2 separate regions of the Homo sapiens genome follow, and region 1 is linked to region 2. The links are chromatin loops, found by intact Hi-C in ENCODE. Cell type or tissue: CD14-positive monocyte. All regions are shown on one strand. Links, peaks and the distances in the headings refer to the core of each region. The heading gives the core; the rest is flanking DNA.

Region 1 (5,380 bases), core at 246-5,245, 46 kb after region 2:
AATACTTTTGCGAGAGCCCATTGCCACAGCCAAATGTTAGCCTCTTGAGGCATAAATTAATTTACCACAAATGCATGCCTGGTTGCGTCTGGATTCTGCTAGGGCGAGCAGTATGTGTTAGACTTTTGGACAACAGCTTAAAGAATGACATTTCTCCAACTTGCTGTGATTTTTATCCTCGAGCAGAATGTTTTTCTTGGAATGGGTTTCTGGGAGGGTTTGCGGACATAATTCTGGTTATGTGTGCGGGCCCTGAAGGGTGCTTTTATGAATTTAGAGCAGCAGCTGTCCAGGCAGAGGGATGCTCTTTACCCAGAGTGTGTGTGCCCCAGTAAACATATGAATGGCTTTCATGGAGCTCTCCAGACACGTGGCTTGCGCCCCCTGTGCCCGGCCTTACCTGGTACTGCTGCCCGGTGCAGAGGATGAGGTGGTCGTAGGGCACGATCTCGTCCGTGGAAAGCACAACGTGCTTGGCTGCTCGGTCTATGCCGGTCATTCTACCCACCACGACATTAACCCAGGAGCACAGTGACATCAGTGCATAATCTTTATCATTAAAACAGTGGCTGCAAAGAGAGAAGCTCCGTAAGTGACATCTGAGCAGCTGACAGCGGGCATTAATTAGACATCTGGTGAGCTGGTTCAAGTCCCCTAGTGGGCTGAGTCCGTGCTCTTGCTGTGAGTTTACCAGGACTGATACTAGGAGATTTTTCGTTATGAAACACTTAGTTACAAATTGACATCTTCCCATTAAAGCTAAATTGTTCCACCTGGCTTAGGTCAGCCCACAACTGGGAGGGTGGGAGGGGTGTGTGTGTGTGTGTGTGTTTATCTGTATGTGTGTGTGTGTGAAATCACTCATACTATACCTTTCTTCTGCTTCTACTTCAGAGTGGTTGTAAATTTACTTTAGCTGTTAAATTGGTGTATTGACCACAGCCTCAATGGGAATGAGAAGGAAGAAAGTGACATTGTTGAGGATTCCCAAAGCCAGGGGTCAGAATCTTTGAATACCGAGAACCCTTCCTATTCGCTAATACTTTTCAGTAATCACTCATTCTGAGAATTAGCGTATGGCTTCCTGCCAAAACAACAAAACCCATTTTACTTCAAGAATATAGCAATTAGGGAGTTAGGTTCGCAGCAAGTACACTCCCTGGAGACTTTGGGATTCACCCTTCAGGGCAGAGGTGATTTTCTAGGAACGGAGACTTCGACCGCCAGCAGGCCCAGGGCGGCCATTCATGCCATGGCTTCAGCGTGCTGTGGCTGCACTGGCTTCCATTTTCTGGGCTCTCTTGGAGTTTGAGCGCTTTCACGTAGTATGATAAGAGTGGGTTTCTTGTGGCTTTGGGTTTATTTAAACAGTTTTGTGAGGGTTGTTTCCAGAATTTTCTGAAAGGATTGACCTCAGGTAAACCACCTTTTAGTGATTCTGTTCTGAATACTGAGAGTCTAAGGTAATAGGACATTAAGTGCTTCTTTTAATTTAGGCTGTATGATTCTTTTCTTCCTTTTTTCTCTTAACATAAAAACACTAACATTTTTATTTATTCATCTATTTATTATTTATTTTTAGAAACAGGATCTCACTATGTTGCCCAAGCTGGTCTCAAACTCCTGAGCTCAAGTGATCCTCCTGCCTCAGCCTCCTGAGTAGCTGGGACTGGAGGCACGCGCCACTTCTATGCTTGGCAGCACAGTCCTCTTCAAAAAGAACCCTGCCATGGTCTGTGCTGCTGACAAGCCTGGACTCTGCATCCTCCTGCTGTCTTCAGTTTCCTCACCTCTTAACACAGGGTAATGAGCTCTCCCTACGTTCCTCCACTGCTGACCGCTATAAGGAGTGACCGTGAGAATGTAAGACAGGCTGCTTTGTTAGGCAGGATGCGTATGTGAAGAGTATTATTCTAAATAATATTAATGAGACAGAACCCTGTTTACTCTCTTTGGAGGCAAACAAGATTCTGAAGTGGTAATGAGGGAACATTTCTTCCTTTTGATCTGCGCATAAGCCTGGTCTTACCACACAAAGAGAATTCTAGTCATGGGGGCATATTAGACCTTGTTACAGGACCTGTGAAAGGGCTCTGTGAAACAACTTAAAAACAAGAAAATTTCTTCTTAATAAGAAAAGAAAATCGGGGACTGGCCTATCACAGGAAAATAATGGATAGTGAGAGGAAATTCTCTTGTAAAAACCATTTCATTAGCTTTATAGGAATACAGGAAATGTCATGGCTTCCCACATTTGTGAGAGACCCATGAAAGATTGTTTTTTATCTGCTCCAGATCCCTACTCTAAGCCATCCACGATGAGGAAAAGTTAAATACAGTTAGTGCACAGGGATTCATTTTATGAGGCTGTGCCCAAAGATAAAGGCTCTCAGGGGAAATTTGTGGAAGGCAAAGACAATGATATTTTTAATGACAGCAGGACAGTAGCATTGATCACATCAGAATGCATATTTGAGAGTTAAAATGTGAAGCTCTGTCCAGTGGGAATGGCACTGGGGACCACTGATTTTTAGGAAACTTTACTAAGTCACAAAAGGAAGTGTTGAAGAATGTGGGGTGATTGCTGTTACAATATGTTACTACATTGAATGATTTTATTTACTTGAGACAAGATCTCACTCTGTCACCCAGCCTAGAGCACAGTGGTACAATCATGGCTCACTGTAGCCTTGACCTCCTGGGCCCAAGCTATCCTCCCCGCTCAGACTCTCGAGCAGCTGGGACCATAGGTGCAAGCTACCATACCTGGCTAATTTAATTTTTTTTTTTGTAGAAATGGGACTCTCCCTACGTTGCCCAGGCTGGTCTTCAACTCCTGGGCACAAGCAATCTTCTCACCTTGGCCTCCCAAAGTGCTGGGATTACCTGGCCATTTCTCAGTTTAAAATATCATTGTATAAGTGATTGCTACCCATTCTGGATATTACTATCCATTCTGGACCTTCCTTAATTTCCTCACCAGTTGAGTGAAACTATATATCGAAGACTGTAAGTGATATTTTTCCAAAATTATTTTTTAAGTAGAATGAATAAGCTTTAATATTCTAACATAGCAGGGCCTGACTCATGGCCTGGTGGTGAGAGAAATACCTCCACTAGGCTTCATCCGAAAACAGAGAAGGAACCAAAGGAGGCACATCAGTGAAACTTCCTGTTCCTCAAGTGAGCTTGACCGTGACTCAAAACTAATGTGAAAGACTGTCTTCATAGAAAGTTCTGAAGACAGATAATAAGGAGGAGAAAAACAAAAAGCAAAAATGGAGGACGGGGAAATTCCTGGAAGAGGGCATAGATGAGTAGCAGCTTGCTCTAGGTTATAGTGCCCCCAACCTTGTGGTCAAAAGCCTAGTCCAAAGCTCCAGGTGTGCAGTTAGAAGCAAGCTCTGGGGGCCACAGATGAGTCAGTGGAGACCTGCACCTCGTGGAATCATGACTCTTCCGAGCTGGAAAGAACCTTAGAAATTCTCATAAAAGATTAATTGTGACACTCCTAGAAAAAGGACTATCACAATTAACTTTCAATTAATCAGTGCTGATTGTCCAATTAGTGGATTTCTCCTGCCTCCTGTTCCTTCTCCTCTCCCACTGCCTTCCTTTCGGCTGCATCCCAGACATGCCATTAGCACCTCCACAAGAGGCTGGATGGGGGCGGTGGGAAAGAAGACAGAAATGGTTCAAAAATTCTAACAATAATAAATTAAAACAATGGTTAACGACAAGTTCAAAATTAGTATTTGGAATCAGGGATTTAAATTACTAAATTTATGAATGTCATTTGCACCTGTTATTTTGAAACCCCATGATCAGAGATAATTTCCTTTATTGGGGTTATGAGGACCATTTGAAAGACATCTCCTATTTATGGTTCAATCTTACTGAAATATGTGGTTTCTAAGAAATGTGATGACATGCAGTTACCCATGCAAAGGGGTCTGGCTGTGTTATTTAGACCCTAACACTTGCTTGAGAGGAGTTTTGCAGGTATTTCTGGAGGTAACTTTCCTCTGTTCCACATTATTTACTGGGCATCTGCTATGTGCCAAGGACTGACCCAGGTATTGAGTATACATCAATGAATCAATGAATAAAAAGGCAAAAATTTCCGCCCTTGTGGTGTTTATATTATAGTTGAAGGATTCTGGATATAAATATGAAGAATAAACATTATTTCAAAAGGCAAATAATACAATATTTAGGAGGATTTAAGTAGCAAGAAAAAAACAGAGCAGAGTATGAGGGACTGGAGTGTGTTGGGGTGTTGGCTTCAAATGAATGGTGTGGTCAGGATAGACCTCATAGAAAAGGTAACATTCAAGAGCAAAAAGCAGAGACCTCAAGGTGGGGACTTGCCCGTTGCATCTGAGGAACATCGAGGAGGCTGGTGTGGCTCAAATGGGGAGAAAAAGGGCAAAAATAATAAAAGGTGAGGCTGGAGAATTAAGTAGATGGAGACAGAGTTTAGGCTGGAGCATCACAGCACGTTCTACGATGATGAAAATGTTCTTATCTGTTCTATCCAATGTGGTAGCCACTGGCTACATGTGGCTAATGTGAGGAGCCGACTTTTTCATCTCATTTAATAATTTAAATGTAAATACACGTGGCTAGTGGCCACCATATTGGATAGTGCAGTTCTGGGCGGTGAGGAGGCGATGTGATCTGAGCCAGCTTTCCGCAGCCTTGCTCTGGCTGCTGTGCTGAGACTGTGGAGGCAGGGACAGCAGCAGGGACGCCAGTGGCTTCCACCCACTCAGTCTGCCCACGCAGCGTCACACCTGCAGAAAGCCCCCTCGGTAGCTGTTTTCTCCTGAAACACACGCAACATGGGATTGAGGGAAACTTTCACTACGCTGATGGAATTAAGTTCCTCTTAAGACATTTGCCAATAAAACCAGCATTTCCTGGGAATCGTGTAATTTAGAAAGAGGGAAATGGAGAGAATGTGTTCTTGGCCAGAAGTTGGTGTTATGTTAATTTTAACAAAAAATCCAGCAAGCTTGGCTTCTCGTGTACTGCTCGTGATCAAAAAAAGCAAAGCTCAGAGAAATGAAATTCCTTGCCCAGGCCCTTCGTGGCAGGGGCAGGATCTGAATCCACATCCTCCTGGCTCAAACCCATGCCCTTTTTTGTATCATAAGGACATCCTTCAAAAAAAAGTTTATAGTCTGATAAAATTATAAAGTGGAAACGAACCCGTTCTGCTGGCAAGGAAGTTGTGTTTTTTCTCATTGTTCGAAGGCAAAATGAGTCTTTTTCACAGAGGAAAGAGGGTCCCTTCATCATGGAATCTAAAATGAATCCCCTGGGAGGGAACAATTTCCTTCCTCCTTATTGGAAAAATTAGGAGCTTGTTTCTAGA
Region 2 (5,380 bases), core at 223-5,222:
CTTTGCAAATAACAGTAATAGATATTGACTAAACTCGGCAGAAGGTGACAGTGTGTCAGAAACCACATACTTGGACTCAGGGACTACAAGGATATTTAAAACTGTGATTGCCTTGTTCTGTGTTTCTAAACTAGTTGCTAGGTTACAACCAACCCTTTATTAATACTGCACACCCAGCTAATAAGTGGAACTGGGTTTATTCTCTCCTCTGAGGTGTTTTAACACTGTTAAATTTCTTTGCTTTCACAGCATCGTTTTGAGAAAAACCTCCTAGTCAAAACTGATCAGAAATAATTTCAGTTATTTTCAAGATTACTTGAACAAAAGAAAGAAGTAAAAGGCCAGGCCTGATGGCGGGGATTGGGCAAGGTCAGTCATTTGAAAAGGTCTGTTCCCAGGAAGAAGGTTCAAGGCTATGGGAGATGCACATACACATTCTGCAGGTGGTTTTCTGGTTTACAAATTGTTAAAAGTGTGGATTTGTGACTTTCTGCCCTGTAGAAACCACCTCCAATTGCCACATCAGCCCAAGTGACAAGGGTAGATGCTGCTCCAATTCCATGCCACAGTGACTTCTTCTATTTCAGCCGTGGATGGCTCCCCACTGGCTCAGGCAGTGGGAAGCTTCTGTAGACAAACATGAGTTTTGTGGGGGGTGACTGAACCTTCACTTTGGCCTTAGACTCTGACCTTAGTACACAGCAACGCTCAATAAATGTTCTTTGAGTGCATATAGATTTAAGCTTCTCTTCTGAGCTTGAATGTGGCATTTAGAAATCCAAGGCAATTTGAACTGCCTGGATCCCAAACATTTACTTAGTCCTGGACATCACCTGGGGATTTTGTCTAAACAAAAGGACACACGGTTTAACTTTTACATCAATACAGGCAACTGGTGGGTGTTGGGGTATCACATGGCAAAGCCCTCTGGGGGGACTCAGCCAACTGTAAAGTTACAAGGTGAGATATACAGGAGGCATGACAGGTGAGTCCTGGGCCACCCCCAGGTGCGTGTGTGAGAGATTGGGCATTTGGGGGTGAGGGAGGAGCAAGTGGGGTTGGGGGATGGTGCTTCAAGGGAGAGGAAATGGTCCTTTGTTTATAGAAATGGATGGATAGACGGGAAATCTACCACCATAACAAAGTGCTTAAAAAATCCAAACTTATTAAGATGTTATCCAAAAAACAATGGCCCACCGACAATGGGGGACAATGTATTCAAAAAAATTAGTGTTAAAATATATTTCATAACAGGGAGATATATTCACAGTACATTTTATGCTTTAGAAGTAGTTTACAAAAATGCACAGTATCATTTCATTTGTTTTGTATCAACATTTTCACAAAATGTTAACGGTCACTTTCTGTGGTTGGGAGACTGGGTCATTTTTATTGTTTATCCTTACAGTTATTTGACTATCTGCAGCTTCTAATTTTTAAAAAATGATCATTACTTCTAAAATGAGGAAAAGTTATTTTTAAATACTCAGGCTGTGGCATGGCAAGGAACTAGATTTTTTGATGAACAAATTGAGTGAGGGGAGGAAGGAAGGAAGGAAGGGAGTAAAGAAGGAAGGAGGGAGGGAGGAAAAAGAAAGGAAGGAAGGAAGGCAGGAAGGAGGGAAGGAAGGAGGGAGGGAGGAAGAAAGAAAAGAAAGAAAGAAGGAAGGCAGGAAGGAGGGAGGGAGGGAAGGAGGGATGAAGAAAGGAAAGAAGGAAGGAAGCAAGGAAGGAAGGAAGGGAAGGAAGGAGGGAAGGAAGGAAGGAAGGGAAGGAGGGAAGGGATGAGGGAAGGGGGAGGGGTGAAGAAAGGAAGGAAGAGGGAGGGAAGGAAGAAAGGAAGGAAGGGATGAAGGGAGGAGAGAAGGGAAGGAGGTGAAGGAAGGAAAGGAGGGAAGGAAGGAATGAAGGAGGGAAGGAGGGAGGGAGGGAGGAAGGAAGGAAGGAAGGGAAGGAGGGAGGGAAGGAAGGAAGGAAAGAAGGAAGAAAAGGAGGGAAGGAAGGGAAGGAAGGGAAGGAAGGGAGGGAGGAAGAAAAGAAAGAAGGAAGGAAAGGAGGGAAGGAAGGAAGGAAGGAGGGAAGCATGCAGGCGTTGGTGTGCAAGGGCGGGCTCCTCTGGAGAAGAGTTTGGAAAAAGCCAGGACTGAGCCTCTGGCTGCAGGGGCCTGGTCTCCTCTGCTCATCCCTTGCCCTCAGCTCCTGCCACAGGCATCTCTCTAGGCCTGGATGCCACATGGGCTTTGCTCATTCCCGTGTGTTTCCTCAAGTCCTGACTTCGTGGTCTGAGCAATGACTCACACCATTGCATGGGGTGGGGGTGGGGGCGCATGACCTCACAGAATAACCCCTGGTGTCAACTTTACCTGATGGCCCAGGATATTCAGCAGTATTTCAGAATTAAAATATATGTAGATATATACACAGTGAAGAATGTGACCGCCATGTGTATTTCTAAATTAAACACAAGACTTGAAAGACCATTTGAGTTTGGAAACAGCAGCTTTAGGTTTGGCTTCTGAACCCAGGGGTACATGTCCCCGTCACAGTAAGGGATGATTGGTGAAAAAGCTGGAAAACTGCAGGCGAGTTCTGAGGAGGGGTGGCTCCTGCACCACGGCAGTAAGGCTGCTGTCTGGGAGAGGACGCACCACAGACTCTGGCACAGTTTTATCTGCCAGGCTTCCCCAGGCCTCCTCCTCCTTTTAGGTTTCATTGTTGGAAGTGATTAAGAAAGGGAGCCCAGGTGTCAAGGGGGCACACCTTGAGATCCACCCATGTGGTTAACAAATCTTGACTTTGCCAAGAGTCTCACTAAATCCCCCACCTTCAGCTTACAAGGACTTCTTTGTGTTTAGGAGGGCTGACTTGGATTCCATGTACGTGGCCGAGGCTGTGCACCTCAAGACGAGGGTCACAGTCACTTAGTTGGTGGTGACTTGTCAAGTCCTTGAGGAGCCCTGCAGGCTGCAGGCTGAGAGCAGTGAGAGTCTGAGCGTTTTGTGGCCTTAAATGTCATCCTGTTCCTTGAGAGTCTGTCATCAGCATCACTTTTAGTGATTTTTTTTGTTATGGACTTGTTGCATTTTTTGGTATTATTATTATTATTATTATTATTATTATTATTATTATTTTTGAGACGGAGTCTCGCTCTGTCGCCCAGGCCGGACTGCGGACTGCAGTGGCGCAATCTCGGCTCACTGCAAGCTCCGCTTCCCGGGTTCACGCCATTCTCCTGCCTCAGCCTCCCGAGTAGCTGGGACTACAGGCGCCAGCCACCGCGCCCGGCTAATTTTTTGTATTTTTAGTAGAGACGGGGTTTCACCTTGTTAGCCAGGATGGTCTCGATCTCCTGACCTCATGATCCACCCGCCTCGGCCTCCCAAAGTGCTGGGATTACAGGCGTGAGCCACCGCGCCCGACCTTTTGGTATTATTTTTAAACGTAAAGACTGCATTATCATATTTTGGCCTCCTCTGTAAGTTTTGTCCGCATAATCCTGGCATACAGGGCCTTACAGAAATGAGGGCTTAGAGTCCAGAAGCAGCTACACTAGAGAAAGCGATGAGGAGGTTGCACTGATGGCTGATCTTAACTTTGGAAGGAGCAGTGTCCATTTGAAGGAGATTTGGCACCACATTAGCATCACTGGAGGGGTCCATCTGGGAACTGAGAGTGCATCAAAATATGTTGTATTCATGTTAAATACAATTCACTCAAACAGGGGTTTCTCAGACACAAATTACCCTTGTAGTGCAGGCCACTCCTATTCACAGTCGCTGACAGAACAGGATAACCCAGTGAAGCCCAGAACTCTTGCTGCAATTGCTCATAGAAAGCTGCTCCACTAAGTGATGCCGTAGGGCACCTCCCAGCCCTGCCCACATGGTGCAGGGTTCTGGGGTCAGGACGATTATTTTGCAACCTTCCGGTTTGGTAGGGTATATCTGGTGTCTTCCCCTATTTTAAGTATACGAGCAAATTGTTTAAAAATTTGGATATTAAATTTAAGATTTTGATGGAGTCACTGATTCTGATGTGGTTTTTCTTCTTCTTTTTTTCCCTGAATATAATTATCCTTTTGAGGTCCTTTATGATTTTGACAAAGGTTGGAAAATGGTTCTGGAATTCATGCCAAATGGAAGACACAGGATTCATCAGACTTGGTGTTCAAGAAATCAAGTTCCCAGCTCTCATGATGAACACACAATTTTAAATTTGATGGTATCCAAGGCAGAATTTGTTGTGACAAATTTCTTTCTTCCATGGTATATACGCCAACAAAGCATGTGGACTGGAATCTGTAAATTAGTTTATTATGTAGACGACTTGGGGTCCCCTTTCTTCCTTTTGTCAGGTTACCTCTCAAAGAGCTCATGAATTACTACAGTATCTTCCGACTTAAATATTCCAATTAGTGAGCACTATAAAAGTCTGATAAGATTTGTCTGTGCTATATCTAGTGTATGAATAGTAATTCAATTTCTCTGGCGAAATATTGTTCAATGGGCTCCATTCTTGATCAATTGGCTATATTTAGGTGACTGCCTGACCATTTTGGCAACGATTTCACTTAATCAAATTAATTCCAACCCCAAAAGATTGCCATGGAGCCATCCTACATTTTTCTTTCTTGGATAATAAAATGGAAAAAAAATCTGTTTAGATCTTCTGTACTAATTAAAAAGGAGGCCCACCTGGCAAAATGGTTAATTAAAGTCAGGGGTCCTGTTCACATACTGTCATAGCACCAGCCAAAGAATCTATTTAAGTTGCACTCTTATTAAAACTCTCATTATCTAAAAACCCCTTTTGGCTCCTCCTCTGACTTTATTTAGAGAGAGTCGGTGGCTCATAAATAAACGATGCCGCATGTAGGAAATCATGCACTGTCCTTGAAGAATCTGGTTCTGGCTGAAACCAAGTCCAATATGTTCTAGCTCTTGTGCATATTAGACTCGAGTTATTTATCTGTGATGATCAAAGTGCTTAGCCTGTGAATACTCTGGGCTTTATCCTATTTACCTCATGCCCCACCTCACTGGTGGCAGATTTACTTTCTAAAGATGGCCACGACAGTGTCCCTATCCCACACACCGTCCCGCAATATGACCCTGACACTCTCTGCCTTGAGAGATGGATTCTCTATTCCCCACCCCTTGAATCTCGGTGGTTGCTGTGACTGCTCCAACAGAGAGAGTGGGAGAAGTGATGCTGTGGGACTTTTGAGGGTGGGTCATAAAAGGCAACGCAGCTTCCAGCTTGCTAGTAACAACACTTGCACTTGGAGCCCAGAGCCACTGCGTGAGCAGTCTGGCTACTCTGAGGCCACCATACTGTGAGGAAGCCCAGGCACTTGAGGACAGCCCAGGTGGGGAGGCTG

The links. A loop is a pair of places that touch in the nucleus more often than their neighbours do. Peaks named below come from ENCODE experiments on the same cell type or tissue, not always from the same donor. Only the 100,000 strongest peaks of a DNase experiment are listed, where the experiment ranks them.
Region 1: a loop joins it to region 2, with 1.8 times the contacts of the local background. A loop is called at or near these places in 3 of 110 quality-filtered maps.

What each region holds. Positions count from the first base shown.
Region 1 is chr20:20,246,784-20,252,163 of GRCh38, reverse strand. It overlaps CFAP61 (cilia and flagella associated protein 61), which reads right to left. Exons shown (of 27, transcript NM_015585.4): 20 at 401-569. Among named protein-coding and RNA genes, the nearest start is that of CFAP61-AS1, 18 kb to the left of the region's middle. RefSeq lists an enhancer at 3,170-3,419. In CD14-positive monocyte, for the core only: no CTCF peak of the experiment used is centred there; a DNase peak (open chromatin) is centred at 3,163; H3K27ac peaks cover 1,149 bases.
Region 2 is chr20:20,292,688-20,298,067 of GRCh38, reverse strand. All of the region lies in intron 24 of CFAP61 (cilia and flagella associated protein 61), which reads right to left. Among named protein-coding and RNA genes, the nearest start is that of CFAP61-AS1, 28 kb to the right of the region's middle. In CD14-positive monocyte, for the core only: no CTCF peak of the experiment used is centred there; a DNase peak (open chromatin) is centred at 2,267.